Linked DNA regions of Mus musculus: region 1 is linked to region 2. A link is a contact called in ENCODE Hi-C or POLR2A ChIA-PET data. All regions are on one chromosome and are shown on one strand. The core of a region is the stretch at or near the end of the contact, and the rest is flanking DNA. Distances in the headings are between cores, read along the strand shown.

Region 1 (5,974 bases), core at 2,583-5,082, 35 kb after region 2:
CTCTGGCTTGAGGAATTAAAAAAATAAAGCAAAACAAAGAAACAAAGAGTTTTGCTGAGAGGGGTGGGAAGCCAGCTGGCTGCAGCCATGTGAAGCTCAGGCTTCTGAGAGCATTGAGGGGAATCAGGAACGAAAAGACTATTTTACACCAAGACTCGGTACAGCTGAAACCGTTATTTAGAAATTGTGACTGCGCTCACGAAACCCGCCAGCAGTAACTGGTATCTCTTGTTTTCAAAGGAGGATGACGGTTTTCATATGGGTGGTTTTTTTTTTTTTTTTTTTTTTTGGTATGTGTGTGCTGGCGTACAGGCACTTTAGGTCTCTGTCATTTGCAGGTTGGCATGGCCCTGGTTTGAGCCTGGGACTTGGCACCCTGAGTTATTTTTGGTGGCTGTATTGTTAAGGCTGAATCTAGTTCCTGCTTTTATGTAACCACTTCTGCTAACTCTGTAATCGCTTTCCCTATTTTCTGAGGTGGAGTTGATTCTCAGTGTGACAAAGTCACTCTGTCCACCCCAGTTGTAGGAAGCAAGGTCACAGTGCTTTTGGCTCTTTGGATATGAGCATGGAGAAATGGCCACAGAGAAGGAATTGGAATAAACTAAAAACTGCTGAGGAGGGAATCTGGAGTCTAAGGACAGTATGGATGACATACTGAGGGTGTATCTAAAAGACAAAACAAGGGACTGTTGAATGGCTCAGTAGACAGAGTTGCTTGCTCCTAAGCCTGATAACCCAAGGTAAATTCCTAAAATGTACACAACGGAAAAACCAACTCCCGTCAGTTTCTGACTCCACCTGTATGCCACTGACTCAAGGATACACAGAAGCAAATAAATATAGTAAACCAACACCGAGGGAAGAGGCGAGTGCACTCCTAACTATAATAATTAATAATGTAATAATAATAATAATAAAAAACACAGTTTTTGGCCAGGCTATCTCTGAGTTTGAGGCCAGCCAGGGACTGGCTCTGAGACAGCTAGTGAGAGCCCTCTCACAATAACAAACAACAAAAAAGTTACACAAAAACTTTGCAGGCTGGTGCTCATAGTGGGCATGGCACCCCTGGCCCATGCCCCCAGTGCACTAGCTGAGGGACTGGAGAGGCACAGTAGGCCTTATGTGGAAACCACAGCAGTTTCAACAGCCGCCCGAGCGGTGTACCGAAACCACACACAGCACTGACTTCGGCAAAAACAACACGAACTCCATGGTTTACCACAGCGTACTCTGCTAAAAAAAAAAAAAAAAAAAAAAAAAAAAAAAAAAACCTTACTCAGTGGCCGGCCCCACCCTGGTAGGAATTTCTTTAATTTTTCTATTTCTCTGGTTTCCTAGGCTATTTATCTCCTCAGCAATAGAGGCAGCACACCCAGAGACTATGGGGGAGGAAGGTGCCTATCTCTTTCCCAGCTTGCTTTTCAGGGATTCCCCTGAGCAATTCCCAGAGCCAGGCTTGGACAATGTATTGGAATTGCCAAGAGCCAGGCTTGGGAAATGTATCGGAACTGCCAATAGTCAGCTTCGAGAGGGTAGTCTCTCCATTCAAGAAGCTGATGCAGGAGGACAGTCAGAGACCTGGGGTGCAGGGTTCTTAGAAATCTGATTACCAAGAATATCAAATGTCAGGACTGGGGACCCACATGTTAGAACACTCAACATGTTTGGAGAACAGGGAGTCCTGGGCTCCACCCAGCACCACATATATAAGGAATGGTGCACAGCTCTAACCTCAGTACCCCGAAGGCTGACGAAAGGGGATTGTGAGTTCTGAGCAAGCCAGCCTGGGGTACAGTGTGAGAGATTTTGCTATACTTGGGAGGGGGTGTATGTGGAAATGCAAATAAAACAAAATACAACCAAGAGAGAGCATGCGCTTGCTCTTGTCAGACTTCGAGTTCTGTTGACACAATTCATTGCTGTACTTAAAAAAAAAAATGCAGCTCTGCAGATGGGAGATAAATACAGGAAAAACACCCCCCAAAAGACAACCAGAAAAACAAAGACTAAAGCTTTGTGGTCAGGGCAGCTGCCCCACCCTAGCCACTATCCTCTGCAACCCAGGACTCTCCCACACTGCTGTGCACCCTGACACGGGCACCACAGAACTGTTAGGTGTCCCAGAGGACACACACTGTCAGTGATTTTACTCTCAACAGAACAGTACCAGTTGCTTATACATCAGGTTTCTGATGGGAACTGGACGAGGGACATACACGGGACAGGGACATCAAGAGGTCACTAGGGACCTCAATCCATTCTGCCCTAGTGGAACAGCAAAATAAGAGTAAGTGATGGCAGAGAAGAGAAAAATCAGATTGCCTGACTCAAACTTTCAACTGTCATGTGAAAGGAATCCTTTTTGCCCACACCTCCATCCTCCCGATGACTTGTTCTGGAAGCCTGTTGGCCAGGCCACTGAGGGCCTGCAGGCAGGGGTCCTGAAGACTAGGTAGGTTGGAACACAGCAGAGCAGTGCAGCCCAGGTGATAGATGTCTGAGGTCCCAGATCACATCATGGTGCTGACATTTTCCACCAAAAATATTTACCAATTTTTGAGAAGACCAGCTTGGCACATTGGAGGGGACAGGATGAGGTTTGGGTCTGAGCTGAGGGGAAAAGCTGAACAAATATTTGTTATCTCTACCTATGCTGGCACTATGTTCGCCTGCTGTCAAGTGGGCAGGGGCCATGGGAAACTCTGGGGCTGGCAGGCCGGTAGACAAAGATGTCACTCCTCCATGGCAAGGGAATCTAGTGGCCACTTGCTCTGGGTCCACAAAGGACACATGGATTTGAAGTGAGGAAGACAACTTTCTTTCCGTTTTCACACAAGGCTGCTATGATCTCTGATGAAGAACTGATGAAGGACATTAGCCTGCAGAAGAAAATAGGCATGGGCAAGGCTGACATGAACTGTGCTCTGAGACAGGCTTCACTCTGCAGCCCCCATGTGCTGGGATCACAGGCATGAACCACCAGGCCGTGCACCTGTAAGTCTTCATTGTGCAAAAGATTGACAGATCTCCCACTTGTTCTCCAGTAGCACCTTTGCCACAATCCTTCTGTTCAAGTGGGTGCACAGGGAGATGGTATCTACACAGAAGCCAGACAGTGGAGGGAGTCCTAGGTGCTTGCCATGCACAGCCACGGGGGCTGCCAGGACCTCCCACTTTTGTCCTCCCTACAGGGTGCAAACATAAACAGAACGGTACCTCTACAATGGGCAGGTAGACACTTTGGCACATTTATAAAGTCACCACAGACTGTGATGTCTGCAGTGGGAATGTGTGCCCCGTGGTGGAAAGGGTCACAGGCCTGGACAGGACCATGTAGACTTGGGGGAGGGGTTTCCTACTTGGCTCTCTACTGACCACAAGCGTGAGCTACTATACTGAGCTCACTACAGGGGTGATGTGTCAATCATTTATATACCTAGAGACCTGGCCTGAGTCCTTTAGGTGATCAAAGAGTGGACCTTCAGCCAAGTGAGGGCCTGGGAGTTGTTCCCACCCACTTACTACCACAGAGGCCCGGTAGGAAGGCCCAGTCTTTCTGGGCTTACATCCTGCAGGTCCCCCAGAACCTCCACTGTCCAGATTGTGACCCACCTCTGGTGAGGCATTTACTCGTTAATGAATATCAGGCCACAGGACACCCACTGGATCCACCTTGCTGAGTGCAAAAGGGTGGGTGTGCTGAGGTAGGCACTATTTCTATTTTCAAACTGTTCTGCCAAATCTTCCCTCAACAACAGCCGGCCTCAGGCTGCTGAAACCAGCTGGATTAGCATGGGTTCCTCCACCGCCTGGGAAGGCAAACCCATACAGTATATGGGTGCCTCCCTCCCTCAGCCAGCATAGATCTACAGCAGCCACTGGTTATCCCGAGCCCTGGGACAGACCCTCCAGGGTGCCATAGCAACAGCAGAGCAGTGAGTGCCCTGAGTGTGTGGGGGCTGGGGGCTGCTTCAATGCCTTCCGGCCATCCTGGCTGCTAGCGAACACCAGAACCTTCCTGAAATGGAACAAGTACATTCCTTTCTATACTCTCCAGTGTACCCAGCGCATTATCTCTTTGCCACCATCGTGGGAACGGAATTAAAGTAGTTATATTCAGGGCAGAGGTGCTAACCACAGGCTCAGACAGTGATGCCATTTGACAATACGAAGTAACAAGGGGCTTGGGCATAGACAGGACAGCCAGCAGCACCAGGGCCCTGACCCGCAGGTTCCATCCTCTTCCTGGGATCTCACAGAAAGGCTGAAAGTTCACAGGATTGGGCTGCTTACAATCCTAAATATTCCCTGTGCCTGTACCCTGCTGACCCTGTGAGAAAGCCTTGGCCATTCTGCATAGATAGCATGTGGGTGGGGGAGGACTTTTCTGCTCGAGGAGAATGACTTTTTGCGGAGGAATTCAATACACAGGCTAGACCATTCTTATGTAGCTTGGGAATGGGCTGCTCACTAACACAAGCACTCTCAGTGGTGCTGTGGGAAAGGGAAAAAAAAAGCTGCCAAAATCTTCCTCCTGTAGGACATCTGGCCTTGCAGATGGGGTGGAGAGGTCATGAGTAGTTATAAAGATGATCATTAACTTAGGGAGAGGTTAAAGGTGACTGGCTGGTGAGTGGGTGTCACTGGGGCAGCGGGTAGGCTCTGCTGGGAGCCGCAGGGCAGCGCTGGCAGGAAGTGGCAGGGTGGGGCCCGCCAGGATCCCGCTATCTCAGGCAACCCAATCACTGACGCCCACACAGCCGTTTCCTGAGCTTAAAAAAATCTGTTTCTCTCTTTGCAAATCAACAACTTTTACCTAGAAACTTCAGCGGTGAGTTCTGACTGATCTCCATCTCCGTCCGTTGAAGAAAATACACCACTGTTTACCTGAGGGAGGCGTGTGCTCACTCCAACTGGCGTGTTTCAGGGCTGTTTTGCATGTGTCTGAAAGCAATCAACTGCTTCAGTCCCAGACACCTGCAGGTTATTTAATACATTGATGGACCTTTCTAGAAAAGATCTCCAGGCAGGAGAATGTAGAGCTTTCAAGACATCCAATTTCTGTGCACATCCCAGCAGCCTAAGGCTCACACTCTGAAGCTTCAAGGAGAAAACTATACCCTTAGCATCAAGCTGCTAGCCACCTCAGCTGCTACCAGCAGCAGTGACTGTCCAGATGCTTAGGGAGACTATTCGACAGACCAAACTGATCTCTGTGAGAGCAGAGACTGAACTCCAAGATAGAACACAACAGCAGAGTAGTGTATAACCCCAGGCCCACACTGACACTCATCCTGGGTAATGATTCTCAGGGGACCCAGGGCTGGCTTTAAATTTGACACCTTAAACATCAACACTTTTCAACAGAAGACATTTTTCTGAATTGTCACCTCATCTGGGTCAGGCCCAGGTGACACAGGTGGCTGTGGGGGGTGAACACATAATACAATACAGATCCCACACAACACCACCATGCCAAGTGCTTTACTGACATCTTGGACTCAGGGCTGCCCAGGGACATCTGCCTGGGGCCTTCACATTCCCCAAAGCAGCCTGACTGAACAACCCCTTAGAGTTGGATAGGTAGCCCAGAGCCCACTAGCTCCTTCAGGTTAGAAAAGCCCAGGTAGGAAGGTGGTGGCCTAAGAGCTCTCTCACATGCAGGGCAGCAGGACTGCAGAGAAGCCACTGTCTCTCCTGACTCCTGAGCCAGGTAAAGCATGTCTTGGGAAGCACTGTGGCATGCTTTCTCCATCAGAAGGCCGACCATCCCTGGAGGTCCTTGGGCAGGCACCCTCACCTCATCTATCTCCTCCTAGCCATGCTGGGACCAGCCCACTGCAGAGTTCCACATCTGTCTGACATCCCAAGGGACTGAGCAATGGGGTGTGACCAGCTAAAGGTATTTATTGCTGTACACTGGTCATATGGTTTTCCCCAATGGAAATTGGGTAGGCAGAAAACCACC
Region 2 (6,039 bases), core at 329-2,828:
GTGTGATCTCTCTACTTTGATGTTTTGTGGAAAGGACCTGTGGACAGTTGGGGCTGATGTTACAGACCAGTGTCTGTAGTTCGCCAATGTTTCTGCTCCAAAGTCACAGAAGTGGACAAGGGGCTGGGTGTGGAATCTGCCACCCCCTATTCCTGCTGGAATCACTGCACCCAACTACACAAGCTTGACTGCACCCCTCAGCCTCCTGGTTTCAGGTCACAGCTTCAATGCCCTCCCTCTCTCTATTACCCTCTTGCTTTCTCCAGAGCTTACCTCAATGTTTGCCTCCGGGGTTAAGGTCAAAATTGCACCAATGTCCTTCCCCAGGCTCACCACATACTTCCTCCTCTTCCACTGTTCCTTTTTTTTTTCTGTTTAGGCCCCTTGGGTATTATGCATATTTATTTGATGTGCCCATCCCCCACTGAGTATCCCTTGCAAGTCTTGACAGTCAGACAACAGCTCTTCCCTGCACTAGAAGGATTTATGTGAGGTGTATGTTTGTGGGAGGTGAAAGGTCCCAGAGACTCAGTACTGTATTTATGTATCTAGTGTAAATTGTAATTATTACATGCTATTGTGTATTTGCACGTGCGCCAGTGCACTGTGAGGTCTAAGGACAACTTATGGGAACGGATTCTCTCCCCCTTTTGGGAACTGAGCTCCTTGGATGAGGCTTGTAAGCAGACACTAAGCCATCATGCCTGCCTCTAGTGTTTGCTTCTTTTTTAAGACACGGTCTCTTGTAGCCAAAGGGGCCTTGAACCTAATGCTTTCAACCTCCTAAATGTTCTGAAGACAAGCATATACCACCATGCCATGGTGTCTGCCTCTGTGTGTGTGTGTGTGTCTCCTTCCCTCCCTCCCTCCCTCCCTCCCTCCCTCCCTCCCTCCCTCCCTCCCTCCCTCCCTCCCTCCCTCCCTCCCTCCCTCCCATCTCTCTCTCTCTCTCTCTCTCTCTCTCTCTCCCTCTCTCTCTCTTTCTCTCTCTGTGTCTATCTCTCTCCCTCTGTGTGTGTGTGTGTGTGTGTGTGTGTGTGTGTGTGTATTAAGGGGGCTACGATGCTCCAGGCTGGCCTCAACTCCCTTCTAGGCAGGCCCCAAACTTCATCCTTCTTGTCTTAGCTTCCAAGGTAGCTTAAACAAAGATTTCACAGAGCGTTCCCTGGGTGAGCACTGTGACCCCAGACTCCCCATGCATCGGTCCAGGTTTCCAGGGGCTTGAGGCTGGGGAGATACCGGGAAAGCCTCGTCACCCGTGTTCCCCGCGGAGTCCCAGGTGCCACCCCCTCCCCCGCCCCCCGCGCGCGCTAACTATGCTGTTGTGCCTGGTTTGTTGACGCCGTCGCCATAGGGACGGTCGGGGGCGGGGCCCGGCCGCGGGGGCGGGGCTTGAGGAGCGCAGTCCGGGCTCCCGCAGTAGCCGCCACAGCCACCACCGCCAGGCTTATATACCGCGGCTAAATTTAGGCTGAGCCCGGAGCTCGTCCCCATCCGGGACGCGTTTCCGTCGACGCCTCCTAGCCCGGCCCTCTGTGCCTGCCGCGCCTATAAGGCCTGGGTGGGCCGGGCCACAGCACACACAGTCCCTGCCATGGCGCTCAGCGAGCCTATCTTGCCGTCCTTTGCCACTTTCGCCAGCCCGTGCGAGCGCGGCCTCCAGGAGGTGAGGGCAGCGAGGGTCCGCGGGCGGCGGGGTAGCAAGGTACCAGGCTACAGGGTGCAGGAGCCAGTACTGGAGATGACAAGGTCCAGGGTGCTGACCGCCTCAGGGAGTTAGACTTCAGGCTGTGGGACAGGAGGTGGGTGCAGGGACTGAGGACACGCGCGCTGAAGGGATGCCGTGCACCGGGTGCAGATCTTGAGGGCCTAGTTGTTAGACTTTGGGGTGCAGGGTAGCAGGAGGCACCCCCACTCACGTCCCGCGCCCTGTCTCCTGCAGCGCTGGCCGCGAAATGAACCCGAGGCGGGCGGCACGGATGAGGACCTAAACAACGTGTTGGACTTCATCCTCTCCATGGGATTGGACGGTCTGGGCGCCGAAAATCCTCCCGAGCCCCCGCCGCAGCCCCCGCCGCCTGCCTTCTACTACCCGGAGCCGGGTGCTCCGCCGCCCTACAGCATCCCCGCGGCCAGCCTGGGAACAGAGCTGCTGCGCCCCGACCTGGACCCGCCTCAGGGGCCGGCTCTGCACGGCCGCTTCCTCCTCGCGCCTCCCGGGCGGCTAGTGAAGGCCGAGCCCCCCGAGGTGGACGGCGGCGGCTACGGCTGCGCTCCGGGCCTGGCCCACGGACCGCGCGGGCTGAAGCTCGAGGGCGCCCCAGGAGCGACAGGTGCATGCATGCGGGGTCCCGCCGGCCGCCCCCCGCCGCCCCCGGACACGCCGCCGCTCAGCCCCGACGGCCCCCTGCGCATCCCGGCGTCCGGTCCCCGCAACCCGTTCCCGCCGCCCTTCGGTCCCGGCCCCAGCTTCGGCGGTCCCGGCCCCGCGTTGCACTACGGGCCTCCCGCGCCTGGCGCCTTCGGTCTTTTCGAGGACGCGGCGGCAGCGGCGGCGGCGCTGGGCTTGGCTCCACCTGCCACGCGCGGTCTCCTCACGCCGCCCTCGTCCCCGCTGGAGCTGCTGGAGGCCAAGCCCAAACGCGGCCGCCGCTCCTGGCCCCGCAAGCGCGCCGCCACACATACTTGCAGCTACACCAACTGCGGCAAGACCTACACCAAGAGCTCGCACCTAAAGGCGCATCTGCGTACACACACAGGTGGGCGCCTGGCCTCATTCCCGGGATCTGCGGCAGGGGGATGGCCGCGAGTTCAGGAACAGGCTAGGTTACAGAGGAAGACCCTGTCCATCCTCCAGAAGGGAAATGGATACTGTCCCCAGAGTCTATGACACTGCCAAGGGGGTGTGGCAGTTTAATGGGTTGGCTCCGAGGGACTCAGGTCTCAAGAATTCGGGACATAATTAAGAAGCTGTGGAGGGCTGGGCTGGGGCTTAGCACTGCATATAAAGTTTGGCATGGTGGCCTGAGCCTGTCATCTCAGTACTGAGCAGAAGAATCAGGAATTCAGACCTAATCTCAGAATGTTAGGGGAGGAATGCACCTGAGCCTGCTAGTGGTCAGCTTCAGGAGCCCAAGGTTCTCTGTTTAGATTAGATGTGGGATGGAGATGAGAGGGAGAGGGCAGTGCTATCCGGTGCAGGGTGCCCAGAGCAGGCTTTCGGGGAAATTGAGGCTCAATGTCATTCCTCTCTGATGCAGGTGAGAAGCCTTATCATTGCAACTGGGAAGGATGCGGCTGGAAGTTCGCGCGCTCTGACGAGCTTACCCGCCACTACCGAAAGCACACAGGTCACAGACCCTTTCAGTGCCACTTGTGCGACCGGGCCTTCTCCAGGTCCGACCACCTGGCCTTGCACATGAAGCGACACATGTAGCCTGGGTCGACTCGGCTAGCCCATGCGCGACTGTGGCAGGTTCCACGCGCGGGGCACGGTCCCCTTGCAAACAGACTGCTATTTATTGGACCTTAGGACAGAGCCGGACAAGTGTGGCCACAGGAAAATGACTCTGCCACCAGTTCTGGCCCCCACAGTGACTGAAGGCCCCAGGAAAGAAGACAGGAGTCTGTGAAGAATGTTTTCAAAATGGTGCAATAATTGACTTATTTCCCTCGGGTCCCCACTAGAGGATCGAGGCTAGATGCCTTGTGAGAAATGCCTTTGAGTTTACTGTCCCCAACGTTTTTATAATATTGTATATAAGACTATGACCGATTGTATTTCTATAAGGGAGACGATGGCATCTCTGCCGCCTGCTTCGTTTTTATACGACTTTTTTTTAATTAAAGTTTTGGATCTTTGGAGGAATCACGGTAGTGGTGTGGCTGGGGATAGGGTAGGTCCTGAGGGGACAGGGAGCAGTCAGTGCCTGTGGCCAAGGTCACCAGCTGCAGCCCCCAGCTGCCAAGGCCTGTGGGTTCGCTATAAATGTAAACATGGTGTTTTAGGATTGAGCACAGGTTATTTTTAAGTCTGCTACTTTGAGCCATAATTTGCCCCACCCCCACCCCCTGTATCCCAAGTGGGAAAAGCCTTGGCTCCACTGATGTGGCTGACCATTCCTTTTTTTAGAAAGAAAAATAGAAAAGAAAATTAAAAACCTTTTCCTGGTACCATCTTGGGGTTTAGCCAAACTTATGGAGCGTGCAGGTGTTTTGGCGAGCGCACGTGTGTGTGTGTGTGTGTGTGTGTGTGTGTGTGCGCGCGCGCGCACGCTCTCGAGCGTGTGTGTGTGTGTGTGGGTAAATGTATGGGTGGGTGTGTGTTTCCAGCAGGGTTTCTCTGTAGCCCTGACTGTTCTGGAACTCAGGCTGGCCTAGAACTCACAGATCCAGCTACCTCTGCCTCCTGAGTGCTGGAACTAAAGGCAGGCCCTCCCCTCTGCTCATTTCTTTTTTTTAAATACGCATACTAAGCTAGCACAAACCAGATCGCTTTGCGGCTGCCTCTCAGATATTGGTATTGGTCTTTTTATAGGGGTAAAACCCATGGTATAAGCTTTTTGCCTTTCATTTTCAGGGGCTTTCCCTCCTTTTTGTACTGCATTTATTCTGTGTTTTGAAGAGTTGCGTAGGTAGCCGTGTAATGTGGACACCAGAGGACAACTTCGAGAGTTGCTCTGCTCTGTAGCTCCTGGGATTCAGCTCTGGCCTTTCATCAGCATGGCTGCTGGGATCCTTACCCAGTTGAGCTGCCTCTTGGTCTCACCACAGAGAATGGTCACATGTGAGCATGGCGACTTGTGGCACCTGACTTTGCTTTTCGTTATTTTGGATAGGCTGGGGTGACATGTCCCTCATGCCTGGGGCACAGTGGTGGTGGTGGTGGTGGTGGTGGTGGTTTTGTAGTCACCCATCTGGGTTGTGTGGAGAACTGCAATGCCTGTGGGCATCCAGCCTACCCTAGTCTCCCTTTCATTAGTAGGTGCTTCTACCCTGGGCCCCAGTAACTATGGCTACTGACAATTGCCCAAGTTACTTCCAGAAAGTGAAAACCCTTAGGTAGAGCCCAGTTTTAAAGCACTCTCACCCCAGTTGCGACAGCAGCAGGGATTTCCTCCATCTCTCCATCCTCCCCCTCCCACGGCGACCTTGGAAACAGCTGACAACTCTTTGGTAATCTGTGAAAAGCAGAAATGATGATAATGTGATTCATATTTTGAAAGTAAATACTGAGGCTCACTTCCGCTGCAGAGGGAGGGTGGGTGAGCTCTTTGCCCTTTGCGGACCACTTCTGCAAAACTCCAGAGTCTCAAGGTGGCCTCTCAGCCAGACCAGGAGCGGGAGCAGAGTTCCTTGCTGGAGCTTGTCCTGGGGAAAAGAAAGCTCTCAAAGAGAGTTCGTGTTTGTTTCTGTTTGGTAGTGCCAGAATCGTGGCCCGGACTGCACCACCGTGCTGCTATGATTTAATCATCTGGGTTTTGTTGATTTGGCTTGCTTTGCTGGGGCAGAGCTTGATCTGCCTCTGAGCCACACCCTCAGCATGTAACTAACTACCTGCAGCCTTCCCAGGAAAGCTGCCTCAAACTAGAGCCACGAACCATTTTCCTTTTTTGCTTTCAGGTAGCCCAGGTTGGTTTCAAATGTACTACATTGCTGTCCCCAGCCCAGGGTAGAGTCAGTACTTTTTCTTGGAGAACACTTCTAGCTCTCCTCTGGAGGGCTCTGAGGCCAGTAAGAGGTCAATTGGGAAGCCACGAGGCACGGGACAGCTTGCTTCCAACGGAGAGGTACCTCCAGCATGCTGCTTGGGCAGCAGTGTACCCCACAGGCTAACCCAGAGCATGTGGCCTGGGTTCTCGGAACTCAGACAAGGGTCAGCTTGTGTGTACTCTGGACTCCAAGGGAGACCCATTGAAGACATTTTCGATTGTCACCCTTAAGGTTCCAGCTAGATGCACTGGGCAGCCCCTGCCTTCCTTGGAGACACTTTCAGACCCTGCCATGATGAGTCAGGCTGAGGCAGAGCACCCTGCTCTG

Evidence for each region. A loop is a pair of places that touch in the nucleus more often than their neighbours do. ChIA-PET counts read pairs that join two places held with the same protein, here RNA polymerase II (POLR2A).
Region 1: a map of heart shows a loop between it and region 2 (2.0-fold over the local background). The contact joins the enhancer-like site here to the promoter of Klf2 in region 2. A Hi-C loop is called at or near these places in 14 of 37 maps with a recorded cell type or tissue (T-helper 17 cell, gastrocnemius, heart and 4 more). POLR2A ChIA-PET finds 5 or more read pairs at or near these places in 4 of 5 experiments (Patski and embryonic stem cell).

Annotation. Positions count from the first base shown.
Region 1 is chr8:72,349,764-72,355,737 of GRCm38, forward strand. All of the region lies in intron 22 of Eps15l1 (epidermal growth factor receptor pathway substrate 15-like 1), which reads right to left. Among named protein-coding and RNA genes, the nearest start is that of Klf2, 34 kb to the left of the region's middle. Within about 2 kb of position 3,833, at least 1 of the 3 ENCODE cell types and tissues checked has a DNase peak (open chromatin) inside an H3K27ac peak, as active enhancers do; it is heart, where a contact is called at or near this core.
Region 2 is chr8:72,317,484-72,323,522 of GRCm38, forward strand. Klf2 (Kruppel-like factor 2 (lung)) reads left to right here and starts at 1,579. Exons shown (of 3, transcript NM_008452.2): 1 at 1,579-1,666; 2 at 1,943-2,759; 3 at 3,261-4,171. The coding sequence starts at 1,595. The coding sequence ends at 3,436.